Regions from separate parts of the Homo sapiens genome. Here all the other regions are linked to region 1. A link is a loop called in an ENCODE intact Hi-C map of the cell type or tissue named here. Cell type or tissue: B cell. All regions are shown on one strand.

Evidence for each region. Peaks named below come from ENCODE experiments on the same cell type or tissue, not always from the same donor. Only the 100,000 strongest peaks of a DNase experiment are listed, where the experiment ranks them.
Region 2: a loop joins it to region 1, with 2.4 times the contacts of the local background. A loop is called at or near these places in 2 of 110 quality-filtered maps.
Region 3: a loop joins it to region 1, with 23 times the contacts of the local background. A loop is called at or near these places in 3 of 110 quality-filtered maps.

What each region holds. Positions count from the first base shown.
Region 1 is chr14:29,796,867-29,801,866 of GRCh38, reverse strand. The region is part of intron 1 of PRKD1 (protein kinase D1); the gene reads left to right. Among named protein-coding and RNA genes, the nearest start is that of PRKD1, 130 kb to the left of the region's middle. In B cell, no CTCF peak of the experiment used is centred here; a DNase peak (open chromatin) is centred at 1,966.
Region 2 is chr14:29,856,592-29,861,591 of GRCh38, reverse strand. The region is part of intron 1 of PRKD1 (protein kinase D1); the gene reads left to right. Among named protein-coding and RNA genes, the nearest start is that of PRKD1, 69 kb to the left of the region's middle. In B cell, no CTCF peak of the experiment used is centred here; DNase peaks (open chromatin) are centred at 3,121 and 3,791; H3K27ac peaks cover 1,548 bases.
Region 3 is chr14:30,002,836-30,007,835 of GRCh38, reverse strand. No RefSeq gene overlaps it. Among named protein-coding and RNA genes, the nearest start is that of PRKD1, 77 kb to the right of the region's middle. In B cell, a CTCF peak has its summit at 2,514 (motif pointing right); a DNase peak (open chromatin) is centred at 2,525.

The DNA.
Region 1 (5,000 bases):
AAAATACAAAATTAGCCAGGTGTGTTGGCGCATGCCTGTGATCCCAGCTACTGGGGATGCTGAGGCAGGAGAAACGCTTGAACCTGGGAGGCGGAGGTTGCGATGAGCCGAGATTGTGCCATTGCACTCCAGCCTGGGCAACAAGAGCGAAACTCCATCTAAAAAAAAAAACACGTAGACCCTAATAGCATAGTTACTGCCACTCATTGATTGCCTTAAGCTCTTCATGTAATTCATATAAGACCACCAAAACCTAAGTGTTAATACTCCCCACTTGTTTTTTGTTTTGTTTTGTTTTTTAATAAGCATATTGAGGTTCAGAAAGAAAAAATGACTTTCTTAAAACCACACTGTTAGTGAAACAGCTGGGATTGAAGATCAAGGCGATTGCCTCAAGTGGTTCTTTTTCCCTACTGCTTATTCATGTTCATTGGAGGCAACTTTATCGTTTAAGGTACTGTGATGGCTAGCTACACGTGTCAACTTAGCCAGGCTGTGGAGGCCAGTTCTTGATTAAACACTTATCTGTGTGTTGCTGTGAAGGTTTTTTGTAGGTATGGTTAACATCCATATTCAGTAAGCTTTAAGTAGAGGCATTAGCCTTGATAATGTGGGGAGGCCTCATCAATCAGTTGAAGACCTCAAGAACAAAAACTGAAAAGAAGTTTTGCCTCAAGACTGCAGTACCAGCTCCTGCCTGAGTTTCTAGCTAGCTTGCCTGCCCTTAGATTTTGGATTTTCCAGTCTCTACAATGGCATGAGACATTTACACACACACACAAACACACACACACACACACTTGGGTCCCCTTTCTCTGGAGAACCTTGACTAATGGGCTGATACAGGTTCTGACAGTTAAATAGACAAAATATTACACTAGCATTTTTATTGCATTACTTTAAACTCTCAAATTAAAAGTGTTTTAAAGTTTAAAATGTATATACCATATAGTAATTTTATTTTAAATAGGGAGGATTGGTGCCAGGGGTCTTATCATGAAGGGACCAAGTGTGGAGCTAGAAGGAAAGGGATGAAGGACTGGACTGTTTTTCAAGGTGATTGAAAAAATAGAGGGATGTCACAACTTAAAGTTGGTCACATTATAGCTGTCCAGGGAAAGATTTATAAAATTGTTGAAGATACTCATTTCAAAAAATTCAAATAACAGAAAACACACATTTTTTTTCCTGTGATTTGACATCAGCATGTCTATGTGTAGAGTCTGTAGTGTTCACAATTTTACTTTTAGTTTTCATAAGGTAAAGCAAGTCAAATATTTTCCTGCATGTGGACTTACCAAATATGAAGACACTGAAAAGCAGAGTAGTGATTTTAGGAATTTGGATTTCAGTCGAAAATTTCATTATTAGGCCCAAAGTTATTGTGGTGAATCCATAAAAGTTTTTTTGTCAATTGCAAATCAGAGTTAACCCACCAATAAAACCCCAGGGTCTAGAACACAGGTTTTAATGAAGTAGAAGTGGACACAGGGAGGAACAGAGTGTTAAACAAATGCAAGCACGCCTCTACGCAACCAGTGCGGACTCTCCTTGGAATGGGATATCACAGCCAAGTTGATTGGAGATATACAGTTGATGCTTATTATTTGTGGAAGTTCTGTTCTGTCACATCATCTTAGTTAGCAAATACTGAACCATTTCTCCTGGGAGAAATACAGGGTGGGTTAGTTCCTGTGAGTCTCTTGTCACATTTTTCTGAACGACCTATACATAATCTCATGTGTTTCTGTTTTAAAGACACCTTTTTTAATCTACTTATGGTCAATAGCGGTCAAACCCATGCCTGAACTGAGTTTATCTAACACATGTATTTTCTCTGTGAGACACATAACAGCTTTCTTGCACTTAGGAACACTAGACGGCACTTCAGCACTATGCTTGGGGCTCCTTTTGAGCAGCACGATCACCAAGAAGAAGCACAAAATGCAAAAAATGTGGCATTAAATAGACCATGAAAAGAACACTGTTGAGAGTATTGAGAACTGAAACAAGAAGGCAGTGTAAGCTGGGAATGTGTACATTGGGTAGTTCATTTTCTTGCCACTCCGTGCATGTCTGCAAGTGACCCCGAAAGCACTGCAGTATTTATTTTGGTGTCATAAATACATTTTAGCAAGTAGATGAATTTGCAAATGAGGAATTGGCAAATAATGAGGATCAGATCTACATAAGCAGTTTGGGTCTTCCTGGAAGATGAAACTATTTGTAGTTAAATAGCTCCCCCAAAGACACTCTGTAAGAGAGTGCAGTGCTGCCGAAGGACAGTGTTTGGCTTCTGAAGATTTTATGTTCATTTGCAAGATTATTTAATAAACATTTTTAATCCTTGCTATTGCAGCCTTTTAGAAGAAAATCTGTGCTATAAATAACAAAACTTTAACAATGGCAGTATGCTTTCTTTAGGAATCCCGGAGCAATTTCAGGTGTCTGTTTTGAACCACTGGAATGATTAATAAAATCAGTGCAAATAAACAAAAAATCAAAATTCAAGCAAAGTAATTTGTTATCTTTTCCAAAATATTAGTAGGGAAGCAATTTGTTTTCTTTCACCAAGATTTACAGAGTCAGTTCATTAAAATATCACTTGTTTAACCATGTTAAAACAATTACTTGTTTAATTGAGGTTTTCACCTTTTAATGACTTTTGTCATATTGAAATTTGCCAAGAAATTAGCAAGTCTACAACTTTGATTCTTGCATACTATTTTAATACTTTTAGGTTGATGCCAATCCTTTAATTCTTTATTTGTCCAACACTTAGTATGTGCAAATTTCTTTGCTTAAGAATTCTGAATTAGCAAAGCAGGGATTTTCTTGACTTAAGCAGCTGCCAAATCGTGGAGGTACTCCCACCCAAGAAAGAGGAGTAAAAGTGAGATGTGCTCTTTTACGCTCCTGCAGCAAAATTAGAACTCAAGGACAGAGGGGGTAGAACAGCTCAACTACTGATGAGATTATTATTTAACAGAAAAGAAAAGAAAAAGAATCAGTGATGTGGAAGATTATTGAATTTTTTTGTGAATCAAGATTTCCTCCAATAGCTCATTGTACACTGAATAAAAAAGGTTGGGTTATATTTTTATTCTGAAAAGATATTGCAAGCCATTTTTCTCAGCCATTTCATAAATTAGAATGGGAGAAAATAGATTTATATTATAGCAAGTACAATTTAGTGTAGACTAGTGGTGGGGGGCTACTACCAGAGCACTACAATTATGAATATTTATAACCTGAAATAGATGTAAGAAGTAAATTAGAGAAATTAACATGGGCAATAATCATATTCATACAGTGACACTGACTTGGAGAGAATTATATTAGGTAGTCAGAAGACTTTAGCCTATTGCTGCTTGAAATTATGTATACATGGATCCTTAATGTTCTGGGCTTGAATTTGAAAGGCTCACTCATCAAGATTTTTAGACACATTATATTTGCTTTTGCAAATTAGAAGCTCCAACCACAGATGCAAGTATACATTGCCATGTGTGGAATTAATGCTTCAGACAGCTTATGAATATGTATGTGTATTTTGGTGGCGCTTCTGCCACATGAGTCTGAAAAGCAGTGGGAAGTGGGTGGAACTGCGTGGAACTGCATATTGCTGTCAGAAAAGTGCAATTCTCAAAGAAAAAAATATAGGGGCAAATTTTCATTTCAGACATGTCTGCAAAAACATAAAATTTTCCCAAAGAGGAAAGCTGATATTTGTCCATTTTAATTGTTAAAATTTCTGTTGACATCTTCACAACTTAGAAATATTCTGAGGCCAATCCTTTATATTTAAATATACATACATCTTCAAGATGGTTTCTGGAATGCCTTAAGTTTCAATATGTAGTGAGATTTATATGGCATTGAGTTCTGTAATTACAGTTGTAGCTGATTGAATTACTGGTATATATGGGTTGGGTCTAGCTTAAGTTATAGTGGGAGGTTTTGTGTCTGTATTTCACCAGGATGTTGGTATTAACCACTGATTACCTCAAAATCATGTTCATCTAGAAAAAGAAATGCAATATAAATGGTAGTCCATTTGCAATCTGTTCCACTTTATGGGCACCACTTGTAAGTCATGGTAGCTGGGCAGGTTGGGGTGGAGGGACAGGAAAGCTAAGGCCAATAGCAGCTCCTGTGGTGGTGTGTGTGTCTGTAGCAGTGCAGGTGCTTCGAGGTTCCCTGGGCCCAAGAGGACGAAGGGTCTGCACCAACTGATAGTGGCACCCTTGGGTAGTTTGAATTAATTACCTGTTATGATCAGCCCCCTTTGATAAAAGTTTTAGGGTGTTCCGGAAAACCTTGTCACTCGGTGATGGTTTGGTGTAAGGGTCTGGTTAGAGCAGGATCAGATGATATTTACATGTTTCATATGCTGTAACAGTACAATTCTGATACTTCAGACAGATATTTAAGCAATTCCTAACAGTACATTTTAAACATCAAATTGAACCAGTGACAGATAATAACACAATTACTATTGCTCTGTTTTATTGATGTAAACTTACTGCATTTGATCAATTATTACCAAAGAGATTTTAATCCATCGCTTACAAACAATTTGTTTACAAGGCATACTGATATCCTCCTAAAAGACCATCTGATACGGCTTTGCATTTTCACCTGTTCTTGAAGTAGTCCCTCAGGCTATTTCCCTTTACCCCAGTTATCATTTAGAAAAGGTTTGCTTTTGATATGTAGTTAGGGTGCCTGTAAATTCCCTTTTTATCGTAGGTCTGGTCTAATGGAGGGTCCAAAGTTTTCTAGGTAACAATACTTTCTTCCATTTAGCCTTAGTCATCATTTCTTAATGGCCTTCCTCCTTAGAGCTCTAAATTGGATTAAGGTTGTATGTTATCTAGGAACTTTATAAAGAATTAATTGTTATAAATTTTCATTTGTCTTAAAAAACAAATAACAACAAAAACTCTTACACCTGTTAACCTCCCTTGCCCTTCTAGCTTCTGTGCCATTCTTCATTT
Region 2 (5,000 bases), 60 kb before region 1:
ATTATACATTTTAAATAAAATAATATAATTGGATTGTTTGTAACACAAAGAGTAAATGCTTGAGGGGATGGATACCCCATTTTCCATGATGTGATTATTATGCATTGCATGCCTGTCTCAGAATATCTCATGTACCACATAAGTATATACATCTACTACATATGCACAAAAATAAAATATAAAAAAATTATAAATACAATTTAAAAACACTTGAAGAGGTAAGGTCAGGTTATGTATGGTATAAAATCTTTTAGTGAAGGTGTGTCAGGATATAGTTTGTACAAGTCAGGGCATCTGGTATTTGAGATTACCAAGCTAAAACCATCTCAGTTTGTGAGAAGTGGCACCAATCAAACAGAAAGCCCTCTTTTCTCCATTCCATTTTTTTTTCTTCAAAGCTGTCATTTGCTATAAGTTATATTCAGTTTAAGAGGTGCTAGTCATAGTTTGTTGGGCTAAATTTTGCCATTTGTACTTTATTCTGGCAGACAAATGAGTTTAATTTGGCTTGTTTAGTATATTTTGAAATAATTTTTAATACAAATATTAAAAAGTAAGTAATGGAAGGGGAGGTCCATTTCATCTAGGTTCGAAAATTGGACTGGTATATTCTTTTAGTAAGTGTGGAATTTTTAAACTAATTACGGAATTAACCCATAATTGGGGAAGATAAAGATCTGGGAAAAGCTGGAAAGTTGGTTTAGTGGAATGTCAGTTGCTCCTGGAGTCAAATAACCTAAATTTGAGTCAACTTATTATCCAGTGCCCTTAGGAATGTCATTTAAATTATTTAAGTATCTGTTTCCTTATCTATGAAGGGAGAGGAAGAACACCTACTTAAAAGGACAGGAGGTAATATTTTAAAGGCAGTTCCTAAATTGTACATGTTTAAATACACATAGGTATGTTTATTAAGTGAAAAGGCATTTGCAATACATGGAATCTTAAAATTATATCAGTAATTTAAATTTAATTTCTAAAGTTATAGCTGTAAAACAAGTATCTTCCTGTATCAGCTCTGGGCAACAACTTCCCCAGGTGATATTTGAGCTGAATGAGCTCAAGTTTGAATTAACGTGATATCTCAATGTAGTGTTTCTTGGGTTGATTGCAGCAACTCTGAGTAGCTGGTTCTCAGGCAAGACCTCTTTCTTATCTTGCAGCTTTTACCATTAGGAGATATATCACCTATCTTGCCTTACATTAAGAAGAGTATCTTCATGTCCCTTTCTGAGCTACACACGATGTGATTTAGTTTGGATTTCATTCTTTCAGAAAAGTGTAGCCATTTGCTTGCTGCAATAGAACTTTTTTCCCTCCGCAGCCTTCGCTGCAACACAGTGGGTCATGTCTAAAAAAACAAGGTGCCTGTTTTATAATCGCTTTGATTTTTTCAGGAATAGCACCCACAGCAGAAAGAAGTGAACTTGTTTTGCAGATTGTAGATGTGGCACATTTATTCACATGTATTCTGAGTAGTAAAGTGTTAATTTTTCAAAACTACTACTTAAGCCTTGCAACCTTTTGCCCTTAAGTCTCTAGGAATGAAGAGTTAATTTGACTAGTACTGAATTATATAAGAAAGTGTTCTAAAAACTCACAAGTACACTTTAATGTATTTGGTTCCATTCAAAATCTGTTTACTCATTCAGATATATGTGAATAATTTTAATTATGCATTGTTTTTAAAGAAATATCTTAGACTGAGTATGTTATAATTAATTATTTAAAAAACTATATTATTTCCTGAGTATTGTCTCCAACTGAAGAATTCCACGTCTTTTTGCATGCTTTGAATGTTTACTACCAAGCCATATAACTTCATAGTAATTAGTTAATAAATTTCCTTTTCTGTGTTCGAATTCTTATAATGAGATTAGAGTTATAAAGTGAAGTTTATTTTATTTTACTTATTTATCTACATGAGGAAGCTTGTTGACTGAATATAAAGACATTATTACTGTCAGATTTTTTTTTTTTTTTTGAGACAGAGTCTTGCTCTGTTGCCCAGGCTGAGGTGCAGTGGCAGGATCTCAGCTCACTGCAAGCTCCGCCTCCTGGGTTCATGCCATTCTCCTGCCTCAGCCTCCTGAGTATCTGGGACCACAGGCGCCCGCCACTATGCCCGGCTAATTTTTTGTATTTTTAGTAGAGATGGGTTTTCACCGTGTTAGCCAGGATGGTCTCAATCTCCTGACCTCGTGATCCACCCGCCTCAGCCTCCCAAAGTGCTGGGATTACAGGTGTGAGCCACCACGCCTGGCTAATTTCTTTTTGTATTTTTAGTAGAGACGGGCTTTCACCATGTTAGCCAGGGTGGTCTCAATCTCCTGACCTCGTGATCCACCCGCCTCGGCCTCCCAAAGTGCTGGGATTACAGGCATAAGCCACGGCGCCCAGCTTACTGTCAGATTTTTAAATGTGATTTACAAGCAGCTTGGCTTTGACTTTTGATGGCCTAACTGATTTTGAGAATTATCAGACATTTAATGTATGAATCTTTGCAAGTGGGGAAATGCTATATTATTTTATAACAGTTAGTATGACCTGCTTTTTGCCATTGGTTTAGTAGTAAAGACCTTTTTGTAATTAAAAAGATAGTAATCAATTAGGGGGAAAAGGTATTGTGTCATTATTCAAATAGAGGAGACTTGTAATATTGGAAGCAGATGGTGCCAGGGGAAGTGACTTACAGACACTTATAGGTGCAATAGGTTATAGTGCCCCCTCCCAGCATTTTTTCTAAATAGCAGAGTTTTTTGTTTTTGTTTTTCCTATGGAAAAAGAAATGAGAATATCTTTCAGTTCTGTGTGATTTGGCTTCAGAGATCTTCTCAAAGATAAAAGATAATGAGTTTAAGGTACTTAAAAAAGAGCAGGGAAAGCCATTATATTTATGTGGAATTTTCTATTTTTGGTGCAGGTGGAACCTCTTTGAAGGTTTGCCATTAAGAAAAAAAAAATCCCAGGGGAAAAGTAGGGACAGTAACCAGTATCATGACAAGTAATCTCTAGTGTTTCGAAGTGATCCATAGGGCATTATTTAAAGGGAAATGATCACAAGCTCAGAACGTAGTCATGTTCTTCTGGTGTGAAACTAGAAATGGGGAACTGGGCGAGGGAGGGAACTGGAGCATTACTCTTAAAGTCTTAGGGTTAAACCTCAAAGGTCTTATAGAGACATTTCCTGTTCAGTTCAGCTATTCACTTATTCAACAAATATTTACTGAGCATGTACAATTTGCCATACACTATTATAGGTGAGGACAACAGTAGTGTAAAAACCAGTTTGTACCCTCATAGAGTTTATGTTCTAGTAGGGAAGATGGTCAATGAATTATGAGGTCAGATGGTGATAGGTGCTTAGAAGAAAACCAAACTGAGATCAGGGGTGAGTCTAATCAGGAAGCCCTCCCCTTAATTTATTCATTTGTTGATGTATCTGTTCATTTATTTGTTTAATGAAATAATTGTTGATCTTAAGCAAGACAGTTTACTTTCTGCTTTCAGTGACTTATGTAAGTGAGTTGTATGAACTCAGAACTAGTTTTCTCATACAAAAAAAGTTAAACAACTAAAGTTAAATTTCTTAGCTGGCTCACAGAATCTCCTTGAACCCATGTTAAAAATTTCACTGTGGTACTATGATAGGAGACTCCACTCTGGTTCTTAGGAGGACAGAACCAAGGAAAATGAGAGAAAATGTGGAGAGGAGTCTTTTGCTGTAGAATTGGCAGTCATCTTTTAGGGAGATTTTTAAATAAGCTAGTTTTGGTTTCACATTCTTCTATCAGATTTTCACCACCTTAGACTTCCCCTGTTTCCCCTCGCTGCCTTTTTCAGTCCTCCTTTCTCCTCCCCGCAGCCTGCTTTACTCATAAAAAGTGCTTTGTGGCATTCTAGCATTTTCTTAGAGGGGAGCAGTTTGACTGAACAACTTCTTCTAAGTGTATGAATGAGACATAATATAAGCATAACCCTAACCTGAACGAAGGTATTTGCATTTTCTGAAGAGGACACTTGAATCACTAATTGCTGGCATTTTGAGCTACCTGAAAAAGCTATGTGAAAATCCTCAGAGAATGTAGAGGACCTACTGTGGGCAGGAGGCCATTGGGTCTGTCAGGAAGGCCAACAATTCCTTTCAGTCTCCTGCCCAGGTAAGGTGTGCAGCCTTGCTTTTTAACTTTTTCTCTTCCTTCCATGAAAAAACTGGTGTTTCTTTTTTGTTGTTGTTGTTTTCTCTGATGGCTCTCATGCATTTTTATTTTCTGCCTTTTATAAGCTGGGTGGTTGCAAATGAGGGTAGTGTGGATAGGGTTCATGCTCCTGAGGCCCATATTCTGGCCTGTCAGCATGTTGAGCCAAAACAATGACAATAACAATGACAATATTAATGACTATGTTTTCTGACTGCCTAAGTATGCTAGTATTTCACATATATTCATGATACCATTTGGTCTTTACTACAGTCCTGAAGGGTTCATAAGAAGACCATTTGTAGATAAAGAAGGCAAGGGAGGTGAGAGGTTAAGATATTTGCCCCAGATTACAGGGCTAGTAAATGCAGTTGGGTTTGATCACACTTGGGTTTGTTTGATCCTGAAGTCTCTTTTCTTTTCCCTACTACTGTCCCAGAAATAAGTGACTGGTGATTCCAGAGGAACTGTTCCCTTGTTAGGCTCGAGCTGTTTTAACTCAGGATCACCAAGTGACTCTTGATGTTCTGCATACCGAGGCAAATGGATTAGGCTACAGAAGAAAGACTTGGAGCAGGAGTTCCAGTGGAGTGATTTTACTCATGTTAGCTTACCAGCCTCAGAGATGTGCCCGGGAGTCTGTTCCTATTTTAGGTACCCAAACTTCAGCAGGCCTTCAGGACCCATGGTACTTGGACTCTTTCCTGGACTTCATGGTATCTGGGCTCCTTCTCTCTTGAGTATTTAGATAAACACATGAACAGTCAGTTAGTGCATTGAACTCACGATACATTGATTGGT
Region 3 (5,000 bases), 210 kb before region 1:
TTAGGATTAAATATAAAGAAAATGAACATCCTTAAAGCAAACACACAAGTGCCTTTTAAATTCTTTTAAACAACAATGGGGTCGGGCACAGTGGCTCACGCCTGTAATCCCAGCCCTTTGGGAGGCCAAGGCAAGCTGATCACTTGAGGTCAGCAGTTCAAGGCCAGCCTGGGCAACATGGTGAAACCCCATCTCTGCTAAAAATACAACAATCAGGCTCGCACCTGTAATCCCAGCTACTCGAGAGGCTGAGGTGGGAGAATCACTTGGACCCAGGGGGCAGAGGTTGCTGTGAGCCCAGATCACGCCACTGCACTCCAGCCTGGGCAACACAGCAAGACTCTGTCTCAAAAAAAAACAATGGCCAACAACAATGGACTTACCCTCTAGGATGCTTTTATATCTAGCTTTTTGAAAATAATAAATTTTGAAGATCTTTACATATCAGCATATATAGGTCTAGTTTTTCTAAATTGCTGCAAAGTATTCTGTGTATTTTGATAGCATTAATTTCTTAGACTTTTGATTTTTTCCTCTATTTATTTTAATCAGTTTAAACATGTTGTGATGTGTTTTGATTTTTAATTATCTGAAGCTCCCAGGGTCTAATTTGCTCTTTCTGTGATTGCAAAGTGTTGATGTAGCCTTTTCTTTCCTATCTAGATCCCAGGTCAACTCAACAAGGTCATTTCACTTTGCTAGTAGACAGATTTCTCCCTATCTACCCTTTCCTGTAGGGCAGAGCCCTTTATCTGTCCTGGCTTTATGAATGTGTCTGTGAAGTGAGAGTTTGCCAGTCCAACTCCCCAACTCAAGCAGTTCCAAGGCCTTGTCTTTCGATCCATCATGTTCATTCAACTCCCTTCAATAGCAAGACTGACTAATACTCCTCCCAACTCCCAACTCAAGCTGACAAAGTGTCAGCATCCATTTACTAATCTGTCTTTCCATTTTCTCCTTGCTTTTAGCCCCAGGGGATTTTACATACTTCTTTGTGAGTTTGGCTATGCGTTTTAAACAATGCTCATTATGTTTTTATCCCATACTTACAGGTGTTTACAGTAGGATTTTCAGGGTCTTCAATCTGTCATATTGCTAGACATAGACTTTCTACTGTGTCATCACTTAGCCTTAGAAATATCTGGCTGCCACTTGTCTTTCTAACTTTCTCTCTAATCCCAGACACCTTTGCCTTTATGTGTTCTCTCCAGTATGCTTAAGTAAAGGGAGGCCTAATTTAAGTCTGAGACCCTGACGCGGAGAATGATCTCCTTGTTTGAATTTCAAAGAATGCCAAGGACACCTCTGGCAAATGTCTTCATACTTCCTCCCCTACTTTCCCTTCTCTCACATGACAATTGCTCAAGGGCATGCCTATTTTAATTTCAAGTCCGATATATATTTTATAATTACATTCAAGGCAATCATCAGTTTACTAATCTTTCAATTTTCTACAAGGTAGTAGATATAGCAAGTGACTAGAGTAAAACAACCTGGATTATAGTTTAAGCTCTGCCACTAAATTGCATGACCTTGAGTTAAATTATTCTACCTCTTAGTGCCACTATTAATCTTTATCCATATGAAACCCTCACACTGTAAATGAGTATGATCATGTCATTCTAGAGCTTACTTCTAAGAATTTATTCTAGTTACCAGAAAGTACAGAATGATTAAAAGCTAAAAGATTTTATGTTTTTAAGTTTATCTAATCATAATTTTTAAAGTCATTCATAAAAGATGAATTAAGTAACCCTTAGTATTTGTTTTCTTTTTTGTTTGTTTGTTTTCTTTAACTCAGGAAAAAAAAAGAGCCATTAGATAGATTTAAATTATTTAGGATAAGAAAATGTACCGACATTATTTGAATAGGAAAAGTCTAGGAAACTGGAATTGTAGGTGTCTAGGTTATATGAACATCTGGAGTTAACTATTCTAACCCAGAGCATAGTTGAAAGAATTAAATATAGTCACAAAGCATGTATTTCAAGAACTAACTATGGTGTTTCATTCTTTGCAGTACTTCAACATTTCAGCTAGTCTCCGCTTATGCTGTCTTCTCCTGCATGTACACTTACCCTTATTCTCACAATCCAGATGAGCCCGGAAATATTAAACAGAAGTTACTAGAGAAGATCTCAGAAGCCTGGCTACCCTAGATGCTAAGAGCTACTTGCAATAGTTATAATTTATGCACGTATTTTTCCAGGGCTACAGCGCTGTCTTTAGTAAGAATGCTGGGAAGGACATTTGTTAGTCTCTGCTCCTGGCCTTCTAGTAACCATAACATTTCAAAAGTGAACCACTCTTTATACTTCGCCTACTGAAATTTAAATGGATCCATTTTGTACTTTAACCAGTGATTAATGAGATAATTTTATCTTTAATTTTCTTTAGCAGCAATAAAGGACCTCACAGCCTGTGATACAATTTCCTCAATAGCACTGATAGCATTTTCTAGACTCTCTGGAGGCCTTAAGTTGCTAGTAGGGAAATGTACCTCCCATAGACTTCCAGTAGATGGCAGGTACAGCACTTCAAACCTCTCATAACATGAAAATACCCGACATTTCAACACATAAAAATACTGTTACCGTGTTTTAAATCTCAAGTGCCGTGGAAAAGAGTGACTAAAACTTTTGTTTACAGATCTAGTATCATATTACCATATAAGTATCTTCTTATTTTTGCCTTCTACTAAAAATACAAATGCAACAAATGAAAATATATCTTTATCAGGGAATGCCTGCAATTCCAGATTGCAAATTAAGCATTTAAATGTTGAATAATATAATCACCATGTTATAGATGTTAATTAAAGTGCTTAGTGAACAAAGATACATTTAGCAATTTTTAAATATAAATTTTTGAAGATGAGAAACTATTGTTTTATAGCAATTATTGTTTAATAGGCTTCCGTTTACATTTTATTTATTCTTTTTTTACAGATTCATAGATGGTGGGAGTACAAATGTAGATAGATATATACATACAAGCATAAATTTCTTAATCTGTTTCTTTGTTTTCTTTGAATAATTAATCCCATAGTGTTTCCTACAATTTACTATAGAAATACATTTCTACAGTGGATTTGGAAAGAAATGCCTCTGTGTGATCTATGGTAAGAAACAAAGAGGAATGTATAGGCAGGCCTCTTATAAATAGGAAATAAGCTCTTAGCCCATACATCAACTGAATAGCAAGACAGATGTTTGTTCTGAGATGAATGACTGTAAAAGCTGCAAAATATTCCATTACACATTCTTGTACATGCTTTCATTAAAAATATGTTCAAGTGAAACACATCTAAAATATCTAGACCTTTCAGCAATATTTTATTAACTCAGTAAAATCCTTTCAAAGGATTTAAAAATAGTTTTAGTTTCAACATATATTTTGACTGTCTTGTAAATCTGTCATATCTGTGTTATGCAGAAGTTGTTCACTGTGACTGGTATGACTGAGACTCAGCCAAAGTTATATCTACGTTACTTAAGATTATTTACTTGGTTTTCCCAATTTTAATACTACATATTTTAATTATTTTATTTATCTTCCCCCTTAAATCGTGAGCAGAGTTTTCTTATTAAGTTGTTTTATTCATTACTGAATCCACAGGGTTTACAATAATGCCTGGCACTTAGTGGGTACTCAGGAAATAAGTGTTAGGTGAATGAATGAATTTATTTGTAAGATGGAGCCTCAGGATAAAAGAAAATAACAAACAGTAGTCACTCAATAGATGTTTCCAGTTCCCTTTTTCTCTCTCTTCTGTCAACTGTAGCACACTAGAAACCTTGGGGTCATCCTTGACTCTTTTACTTTCCTTCATCACACCAGATTAGATCATCATTTTCAAATCTTGGCCCCTCACAGTGCGATCCACAGACTAGCAGCATAGGTATTAGCTAGGAGATGGTTAGAAATTCAGATTTTCAGGCCTCAGTCTGGAACTACTGAATAAAAGTTTGCATTTTGAGAAGATCCCCAGGTGACTCTTGCATACAGTAATTTTGAGAAGCACTGATTCAAGTTACTATGTTTTTCCTTCCACATGTCCTATTTTTCACCTCACTCTAATAACTGTAAGAAATAAACTATCTTCCAAATTAGTACACTTGCCTCTAAACTATACAACATACCACAGCGAGATTCAACTTTTTAAACACAGATTTGGTCACTTTACACTACTACTCAAGTGTCTGCAACTCCTCTTTTACTTGATTACAGAAAGTGCAAATAATCCCTCATTTTGGAATTCAAGCCTCTCCGTCATCTGACTCCACCCTCCCAACCCAATCTCATCTTTCATCTCAAATTTCATCTTTAGTTATAGTCTTGCAAATACTACTGTCATTCTTGGCTACTTTATCTCTTAATCTAGAACACACTTCACTTTTTATTTAACTAAATGCTACTCATCATTCAAGGTTTAACATAAAAGATTATTCCTCCAATCTCTTCCTTCACTGCTAGAGCCCACACAGATTTCTCCATTTTCTACTGCACATAATTATGTCCCAAAATACTCATTATGGAATATGCTGCATTGTTGTGCAGAGTTTTGTCATAAACATAAGCCTTGTTTTCCCAATAAGATTTTAAGTTAATCCAAAGCAAAATTTTATCTTTTTATCTCTTTGGTATCTCTCGTAAGTCGTTCAGAAATTTAAGTAAATTCTTAGGTTGCATGTTGAACTAATCTACTGTGGACTCTCTGGGTTGCCAGTAACAACAACAACAAAAAAAAAAGCCAGCTAGCTTAAGCATAAAGCACTGTTTCAAGAATCAAAGGTCAGAAGTGCAGTATGGCCTTGAGAGGTACCAGAACTAGAGCACGGGATGCTGTCCAGAATTATTTCTCACTCAGACCCCTTTTCTTTTCACCTCGTTTTCTATTAGCTTGCTGCAAATGTGAGTGCAGTTCTTGCCATTAAAAGTAATGCAAAAACTGCACTTACGCTTACACCAACCTGATAATTTCCACACATTCGCTTTAC